Regions from separate parts of the Mus musculus genome. Here region 2 is linked to region 1. A link is a contact called in ENCODE Hi-C data. All regions are on one chromosome and are shown on one strand. Each heading gives the region's core, a stretch centred on a gene start or an enhancer-like site at or near the end of the contact. The rest is flanking DNA. Distances are from core to core; before and after follow the strand shown.

Region 1 (4,605 bases), core at 600-3,099:
TGAATCTCAATACCCTAATCTGAAATTATTTTGCTTCATCTTGAGACATGTTAACCTGTTGTCTAGAGAAAGGGTGAGATAAGAAGGAGGAGGAGGAGGAGGAGGTGGAGGAGGAGGAGGAGGAGAGGAAGAAGAAGAAGAAGAAGAAGAAGAAGAAGAAGAAGAAGAAGAAGAAGAAGAAGAAGAAGAAGAAGAAGAAGAAGAAGAAGAAGAAGGGAAGAAGAAGGAGAAGGAGAAGATGATGATGACACACAAGGAAAAGTGTGGTGGAGGGAAAAGATGGCTTCTACTTGGTCCCTTCGTGGAGGCTTGTGGGTTCGGAACAGCATTCTAGTTTCATGGTATGGTTTAGAGAGCACATGACCCACCCCAATGAGTCCAAGACTAAACAGTCCAGCTAACACTAATTTCATTAGTGTTGGTCCGTTCATTCATTCTTTCAACTTGTTCTGAAGCTCATAATTAGTTTATTCTTCATGACTTTAAAAAGAAGTGGCAACAGCCCAAGTGTTGGTGTCCATGTGTAATCTGAGTACTTGGGTGGGCGGGGGGGGGGGGGTCATTTGCAGGACAATGAGGAGTTCAAGGCCATCCCCAGCTGCACAGTGAAGGGAAGACTTCCTTTAAGTACTTAAGATCTGTCTCATAACCATACCAAATCAAACAACCAATAAGATAAATCAAAAAGAACCTCTACTCCCCCCAAAAGAAAACAAAACAAAAAGTCAAATAAAAATCAACCCCCCCCAGTATGTTTAGCTTTTTATCTCAGTAGATGCTAGAGGAACACTCAGAACTATTGATGAGTTGAAGCCAGTGGGAAGAGTTCACTATAAATGTTTTCTTCCGACGTATTTTGCGTGGCCAAACTAGGAGACAGGCAAGGATGCGAGAGGGTTGGGGAAGTGACTTTACACTTTTGATAAAGAATGACGGGTTACCACTGCAAACACCCAGCTCTTGAGTGAAAAAGCGAGCGAAGTCAAATAGCTCGCGGGTCAGGGCTCACTATCCTAGAGCCAAACTTTCTCCATGAATCCAGGTAGGTCACCGCGGAAAAGCTACAAAGGAGGAAACACTGGGTTAGGTACTATGTTGCCCAATTAATGTCGGCCTTGGAGTCACCTGAATCCTTCGAGCTACTGCACCCAGGGAGCAAGCTTCTCTTTTCAATTCGGTCATTTCCGTGGGGAATTGCGGCACGCGCAGGTCTTGGGTGTGGCGATATCCAGACAGAGCTCACATCTCTCGGATTTCCAGCTTCTAGCAAACCTACTCAGCCTAGAGAACCACAGACGATTCGGGCCTGCCTTCCTGCAACCCAGTGGCCGCGAATGACCGTGACCCTGTGGCCACTGCTCAGCACCAAAGCCAGGCTGCCGGCTCGGCGCGTGTGAGCTTCTCCCCAACTCGCTCTGCGCGGGGAGGCGGATCCCCTTCCCTGCGCACAAGTCCTTATATGCACCGGTTGCACCGGCCCGCCTTTACTCCAGCCCCACAAATAATTAATGGGGGAGGGAGGACGCTGCTGCCTTTTCCCGCTGCCTCTCCCCACCACCCTTTTCACCATTAGAGTATCTGAACGCAGTCAAGAAACCCCAAGATACGATCGAAGAGCCATTTTGGTGCACTGCACAAATTGGACACATTAAAAATATATATTCAGCATTCAGGCTCCTGCACAGAGAGGCTCAAAAACGGCTGTTTAGATTCAGCACTATTAACCCTCAAAAGCTGGGGCGGAAAGGGTGCGTACCCCTCCCCCACCCTGGCTAGTGGCGGAGGGACCCGGTCAGGAAGCGCGGCCTCTCCCCAGTCGGAGACCACGCCTCTCCCCCCCCCCCCACTCCTCCCAGGAAGCGGTGATAGACAGTTCTGTGTGGTTCTCCACCCCCACCTCCCAGCTGAGTGGAGGAGTTGATATGTCTCATTATAACAGCCAATGCAGCCGCCATCCACGCACAAGCAAAGAAGCATGTCCCATTTAAATACACCCACGCAGCCCCAGCGCCCTTAGCCGATCAGGGCGCGCAGCCCACACGCACCGCGGCTCCGGGCTTGGAGATCCGCGCAGGTCGGGCTCCGGGATCCCGCGGATCGACGCTCTCGGAAGATCGGGATCGGACTCTTGCTGGGGCCCGGGTGGGCGGGGGAGGCTGGGCCCCGGGCCTCTCTGGCGGACAGCCGCATGAGGACGCGAGCGAAATAGACCGGGGTGGAATTGCCAAGGAAGACGCTTCGGGGTGGTTTTGGTCCATTTCTCCCGCGAAGAGTCGACATGGCGAGCGACTCCCCAGCTCGCAGCCTGGATGAAATCGATCTCTCCGCCCTGAGGGTGAGCAGAACGTGTTTTTTCCTTTTTTTCCAATGGTCTAGGGCTGAAAGAGGGAACGTTCCCTGCCTTTCTGTTCTAATTCCGGGGCAGCCGAGGGGTTCTAGGCTGAGCCCCTACCCCTACAGCAGGGGCTGGGCTCCCCTTGTGCTCCTAGGCTGTTCCCGAGGTTCCGCAAGGAAGCTGGTAGAGCTTGTCAGTTTCATCTTCGATCGGTGTAAGAGCATTACATGAAAGGCTGGTGTGTGTGTGTGTGTGTGTGTGTGTGTGTGTGTGTGTGTGTGTGTGTGTACCCGGGCAACCGTCTCGTGCCAAGGCGCGAGACCCGACTGCTCCTTGCTGCAAAAGATTCTCTTGGAGAAGAAAGGCACTGGCCCTTCACGTTTGCCAGCTACCTGCAAGATGCCATCGTGAGCTAGCTGTCTCTACCAGCGGACCCTGCTGCTCCAATGGAGCAGTAATTGCTGCTCTGGGCTGGTCTTGTAGGTGCTAACTGACTCCCTTCCCGGCTTCTGTCTCCGGTGCTGGGGCTCCGGCTCAGCTCTTCCCTATATGCCAGTGTGCACTCACCTTTATCTGTGGTTTGAACTCAGCCCTGCCTATTCCTTCCCTCGGTGACTGTGACCTTTCAGTTTTATGGCTGAACTTCAGCAGGTGAAAGAGAAGCTTAACCGCTTCTCCTCACCACACCGGAACTCCCTGGAGAGATTGTGTGTGCGTGTGTGCCTGTGTGCCTGTGTGCCTGTGTGTGTGTGTGTGTGTGTGTGTGTGTGTGTGTGTGTGTGTGTGTGTGTGTGTGTCCCAGGTCTGTGAACAGTCCTTTGTAAAACATATTCCCTTCCCCGAGCCCGGCCGCTTTGCCTTTACCTAATGAAACACCTCAGACGTCGTTCCATTGTATTGAATAAGACTTTAGTGATCTAGAATCCATTTTGCTGTTGTTTGAAAATCAGACTGCCAGGAATCCCATTGCAGCCTCGACGCTTCCCCACCCCCACCTCTAATCCCAGCACACTCCTTCGGGGAAGGGGGCCGAGCGCTCTTGCCATTTTAATTAGATGCTGCCTGCCAGGAAGGGGGTGAGGAGGGGTGGTGGCCTTGGCAGCAGCAGGCATCTGAGAAAGATTGGACACCAATCTCAGTTCCACTAGTTTCTTCCTCTCCCGAACTAAAAATAAAATAAACAGCAAATGCATATGCTTGATGCCTGGAGGGTAGGTGAGACCTAAGAGATGGTGTCTCATCTCATGTCACCCACCGCCAGTAGGGGTGGAAGTTCAGTGGTTCTCCGGAACACATTGTTAGATTGATGCTAGAATCTTGAGGCCGTTTACCTGTGTCTACTAAAGCCTTCCTGCCCTTACATTTCTCTACAAATATTTTAAGGGGCTAGATACCTGTCTGATGGAGGTGATACTTTTTCTTCAGGCTCCACGAGTCTCTTTTCTTCCCTCTCCTTGAATCCTTGCCCCTTCCCATATCTTTTGGTAGAGAGAGAGAGGTGACAATTCAGAGAGACAACTCGAAGGTTGAGGACTGACTGCCCTATGAAACGGCCTGTTGTGCTAGTGGGGCAGCAGAAGCTCATTCATGCATGATTACAGTAAGCTGTCTGTTTTTCTGGTGCCCAAAGGCCACATTCAGAACCAGTGAGTAGCTAAGTGTGGGGGTTGGGAGCAGAGTGGGTGCTTTAAACAAGCGCGGCTTCCTCTTCACCCATGGTGTGTGCTCTACTTCTGTCTGGGAGTTGCTATGGTGTGAGTTAATCAGGTGGACCAGACTTGGAGAAGGAGGAGTGGCTAAGAGGTGGAGGCCTGAACAATGAGGCAGCCTTGTGATATAGCTGAGCAGGAATCTTAGCATCCTTCTCCCTGATATGATTTTTAAGTTGGGGGGCTGGGAGGAGGGGACTAGCTCCTGTGGGCAAGGTTTTCTGAGATACCAAGCACAGAGCACCTTGATGCATACTTGAGGAAACTCCCGGGCTCTGCTATGTGTATGTGGAACAGATATCTTTGTATGATTTACTGAGATTGCTCTTTGTCACCCAAGAAGCCCAATGAATTCTCTGCCTGCACTGGTGTGTGCAAAGAGCTAGGATAACAGCTACTCCCAGTGTCTGGGGGAGCTATTGGCTGGAAGACTTACATGCAGATGGGCAGACAGTTGTACTCAGCAGGCCTGGGAGCGTCAGGCAGTCTTGTGGTAGGCTAGGTGTGCAGGTCCGTTTGTCTCCGAGGGCCAGTAGGTGATGCCCACAAATGGAAGCGTAG
Region 2 (5,114 bases), core at 1,304-3,803, 220 kb after region 1:
AATCTTGTAAGGAAAGCGAGCCTACCAAGCAGTTCTGTTTCTCTTCTTTATAAAAGTCAAAAGGACTTGCCTAGAGCTTCATTGGAAAATTGAAAACATCAAACTTCTGAAAGGAGTGTATGTACCCTCATTCCTCTGGCTCCCATCTATTCATCTCCTATGGATTTTTCATGCCTTCCTAATTTGTTTTCTGAATTATTTTCTCCTCAAAGAAAGCTTTTAAAATTTTTACAGTAGCAGTATTCTGTTTTTGGAAAAGAATCCACCAGCCTTTAAAAGCATCGTGCGTCAGTTGCTAAGTATTTTATAGTATTTATAAGTGTAGGTGTTGAATGTCTATCAATGGGTGGTACATTATTATTAATTATTATTAGCATTAAATTTCTATTAAGTTCGTGGCATCTAATACAGGTTTTGTTGTTGTTGTTTGGGCAGATTAGGAATGATACTTAAAAACCAGTACAGTTCTGTTACTTAAATAAGCATTGGTTTTCTTTTCTACTATGTATGAACGTGTGAATGCGTGCTTGTGTGTTAGGTGCTTTGATGTGTGTGCACATGTGTAGAGGCCACAAGCCTCACCTTAGGAGCTGCCCACCTTGATGTTTTGAGACAGAGTCCCTCACTGGAACCTGGAACTCACCCACTCTGCTGGGCTGGTGGCCAGCCTGCTGTGATCTTCTGTCTCTTCTCCTCTCCAGCATTGGGATTGCCAGCAGGGGTGAGGGCTGGGGGATGGAGGAAAGGGCTCCTCGTGGTTCCATGTGGGTGACCTTCCTGACTATGGCTTAAGCACTTGCTAGCTCCATCTTTTCACATTGTGTCAAGGAAGGGCCGCCTCCAGCAGTTTTCCCAGCTCTCTGTAACCTGCCTCCCACTGTATTTTCAAGTGCATGGATTTATGACTTTTTATCGTTTTTTTCTGACCACACAAAGCTGATGGGCATACTTCCACCTTAGGATCCATGACTACAGGAAACCTGAATCTGTTCTCCAGGGCGATGGTCACTCATGTTTGACTGGAGATGAACTATCTCTCGCATTTCATTTAGGGAAAATGAAAGAAAGGGAAAGGTTGTCAAATGTTCTCTCTGGTTCTAAAAGCAGTCTCATCCCTAATTGCTATCTGTAAGGCTGAAATGTCAGCGGCTGCCAGGAGGAATGTAATTTGGGGGTGTGGCCACCTTTGCTTCTCTGCTTTTTAACTTTTCAGTCGTCCATATCTTTTCAATATCCATGTTGCTAATATTTAAATGAAATAATTATATATTTACAGAAACGAATCATCCTGGATAGCAAATATATGAAATATATGTTAATTATGAAGCCTTTATTCTGTTCTTTAAGCTTCAGAGGTGTGAAGAGAATAAAGAGGAAGGCAGTGCTTTCCTGCTCTGTTACTTTGATGCAAAGTCAACCTGAAAGGGTTCCTCCTTTGAAAGCCTCAGATGACATTGCTTCTTTTATTTCCATTGCTGTGCCTTTAAAAGGAGATTCTGTAGTGTGTGTGTGTGTGTGTGTGTGTGTGTGAGAGAGAGAGAGAGAGACAGAGAGACAGAGACAGAGACAGAGAGAGAGACAGAGACAGAGACAGACAAAGAGAGACAGAGAGACAGAGACAGAGAGACAGAGACAGAGAGAGAGACAGAGACAGACAGAGACAGAGAGACAGAGACAGAGAGACAGAGAGACAGAGACAGAGAGAGAGCGAGAGAGAGAGAGAGAGAGATGTTTGTTTCCAGAGAACTCATTCCCACAGCACGTGGGGGATTAAGTGGCCATACTGCAGGCACGAATGGGCTATTGAAGATGTAGTAATGATCAAAATCTAGAGAAATCCATTAGAGAATGAAAAATGCCTTATATAGGTAATAAGTGAAGTATAATGTATACTGCACAAGGTGCCCCTAAGATGAGGGAAAATATTGGTAAGAATTGGGGGTGGGGGGGGGTTTTCTAGGGGAAGACTCTTAGTCACTGGAGCCCAGGATGTAGACATAAAGGCAGCGTCAAGCAGGCATAGCAGAAGGAAGAGACATAAAGGCACTCTGGCACATTCGAGGAGGATGAGGGAACCAGGTTCGCCCTGTGGTAAAGATGGGGACAGCAGGACAGAGGTTATAAATAGTTCCCATCAAGCCCCAAAAGAGCTGGGATATCCCTGTCACTTACCCAGGCACACCACCAACTGTCTCTCTATGTATTAATTTGATCTCTATTGCAAACTACTAACCTAATTCTATCTGTTTTATGGATAAAGGGCCTCTAAACAAAAGTTACTCTAGACCCTCCCAGATCACCCCTGAACACCTCCTATCCCTCAGTCCCTTCCTCTTAACTATTGTTCTGCCTTGTGTGACCTGCAAGGCTTCACTACAGAACTGTGTCTGTCTCCTGGTCTGTGTGAGAAGAAAGGGTGGTCAGAGAGTTAGCAGCATGCTCTCACCAAGTTCTCACCATCCCTGATTTGTCAGCGAACTGTAGGATGAAAGTGTGGTCAAAAGAAGAATTTCACTGGAGTCAGGGAAACCTCACCCTTCTGGAAAGGAAGCTTCCTAGCAGGGGAGTCATATTGCAGCTAAATTTAGCTGTCCGTCAGTACACTCACTACCTCGTCAGCCGTCTGGCCATTCAGGCTGGCCTAGAGCTTGGGCATGCCTTACTTACTAAAAAGGACTCTTGCTCTTTCTCGGCGGCCTCATATTTCACTTATGTTCCTTGCCCCAAGATTGCAGGCGAACCTATTTCCAGAATTACTGTCTTCTAGGGAACACACACCAATGAGGCACTTAAGTCCTTGTTCCCACTGACTTACTCCCCAAGGACAGCATGCCTGCTGTCAGATTGGTATGGTCCCTCACTCTGAAAGAATGCCTTTAATTCATAACAGAAACTTTTACAGTACCTTTTTTGTTTGTTTGTCTGTTTTTGCCTTTGTTCTCCTAATGCACAGAATGGTATGAAGGTCCATGCTCAGAAAGCATGTAGTTCATATGGCCTGTGCTAGTGACATGGGAGGCAGCAAGGGTTGGCACCACACATAGTGTGCTGGGCCTTCCCACATCAATCATGAAAGTTGCCCACAAACTTACCTGTAGGCAAAGCTGGGGCATTTCCTTAGTTGATATGCCCTCTACCCAGATGACTCCAGCTTGTGTCAAGTTGACATGAAACTAGCCAGCACAAAGGAACACTTTCCAAAATTAATACCTAAGCATCAATTTTCCCACTGTTTCCAAGCACTCCAAGCCTCTTTGGTCCTCACACTACATTATCCATGTTTTAATAGAGACAATGAAGATCTTGTTAAGTGACCAATTACACACGGAAGTCAGAAGAATGGTCCCGGAGGCCACATCATGGTTTGGTTGAGAAGCACTGACCTCACTTCAAAAAGTAGTGTCTTCTAGCCCATTGCTCTCCGTGTCTGACTTTTCCCCGTGCCATGCTGCTTTTGGTACTGTAACTCTGTAGTATAATTGAAGTCAGGAATGGTGATAATGTGTTATGCTTTCTGCTCAGGACCGGCTGCTTAGGCAATGTAGGCTCTTTTGTTCTTCAATATGAATGTCTTTATTTTTCTATTTTAGTGAAGATCATCATGAGAGTTTTGATGGGAGTAAGGAGAGCCAAGAAAAGGGAGAGCACAGGGAATGTACTCAACATATGCTAAAAACTGGTATGAAAATTGTAATACAAACAGTAAAACATGGTTTAAAATCATTTGTGAGGTGCTACTAAGCAAAGACAGAACAATGCCACCTGTCTGCCCTTTCCATGCCCATCACCCATGAGATCCCCAGCTAAGGCCTCATCTGGGCATCTTTGTAACTGGTGGTTCTGCACACACTTCGCTGTGCACTGGGCATCTACTGAATGTCAAACTCTAAGGACCAGATTCACCCTTTGGTTCCCCTGACATTTGGGAGCTCAAAATAGTGTGTCAGACAAAGGAGAATCTCTTTTAAATATGGCATGCTTAGCAGCATACCTTGCCCCTACTCACAAGATGCCAGCACTGACAGATAGTCATAGCAATCAGAAGTCTAGACCCTGTCACATGTCCCCAGGGGGCAAAATTGCCTTGCTGGAAACCACCATTTTAAAGTATCCGAGGTAGAGGTACAGTGTAATGTGCAGGCATTTATTAGGATTAAAACATACTACTTTAAAGTCCGTCCCCCATAGAATGGGGGGATATAGTGATGCACATGTGCTCTCACAGAGGAGACGTCTGAGTGAGAGCCCTCGCTACAGCCCTTTCCCCCTTGCTCAGGAATCATTATGACTCCAGTAAATTGCTCACTAAATTTCATCTGTCGCCCTGGTTCCTGCTCAGATTCAGCTAAAGCCTGTTGAAATTGATTTTTGTGTCAGCCGCACAGCAGAGATTCAGTAAGGACCAGAGAGCATCCCTTTCATTACTGTCTATTTTTTTCCCCTCTGAATTACTTTAGATTTGGTGGGCCCTAATTATATTCCGGCGCTTTCCCGACTGACATTTCCTTTGTTTTAATGAAAACTTCTGGAGGTTTGAGGACACTGTGGGAGAGGCTGTATTCAGCAGCAGCCTCAAGGGAGTCAAATGGTTCCCCGTTTGTGCTTCTGAGTTGGGAACACTTTAGGCCTGTTGCTGTCTGACAACTCTGAGTGTACAGGGCTGTTCTCCCTCCTGCTGCTGCTGCTGCTGCTGCTGCTGCTGCTGCTGCTGCTGCTGCTGCTGCTGCTGCTGCTGCTGCTACTGACACCTGGGGAGGACTGAGCCACTCTGGGGGTGGACAGCTTTCCTTCTGAAACTCAGCACTGTCTTTGTGACTATTATTTGTCCTCCTTGGCCACCCCCCCCACCCTATGCCTCATGGTCACAACCAGCACCCCCTATCTCATCCACTAGTGGTAAACCTCTGTCTACCGGGGTCAGTGTAAAAGCAAATCTAAGCAGGGCCACAGAAGAAGACATCATGAGGCTGGCTCTCTCTCTCTCTCTCTCTCTCTCTCTCTCTCTCTCTCTCTCTCTCTCCCCAGTGCTGATAATGAACAGATGAGTACAGGGATTGGGTTGCTCAAGGGCTCCCTCAGTCTGTTGGTTAACATGGAGAAGCCAACCGGAAACA

What was found. A loop is a pair of places that touch in the nucleus more often than their neighbours do.
Region 2: a map of gastrocnemius shows a loop between it and region 1 (6-fold over the local background). The contact joins the enhancer-like site here to the promoter of Tnik in region 1. A Hi-C loop is called at or near these places in 3 of 37 maps with a recorded cell type or tissue (gastrocnemius and regulatory T cell).

The regions. Positions count from the first base shown.
Region 1 is chr3:28,261,365-28,265,969 of GRCm38, forward strand. Tnik (TRAF2 and NCK interacting kinase) reads left to right here and starts at 1,850. Exons shown (of 33, transcript NM_026910.1): 1 at 1,850-2,335. The coding sequence starts at 2,279.
Region 2 is chr3:28,483,323-28,488,436 of GRCm38, forward strand. All of the region lies in intron 2 of Tnik (TRAF2 and NCK interacting kinase), which reads left to right. Among named protein-coding and RNA genes, the nearest start is that of Mir466q, 66 kb to the left of the region's middle. Within about 2 kb of position 2,554, at least 1 of the 3 ENCODE cell types and tissues checked has a DNase peak (open chromatin) inside an H3K27ac peak, as active enhancers do.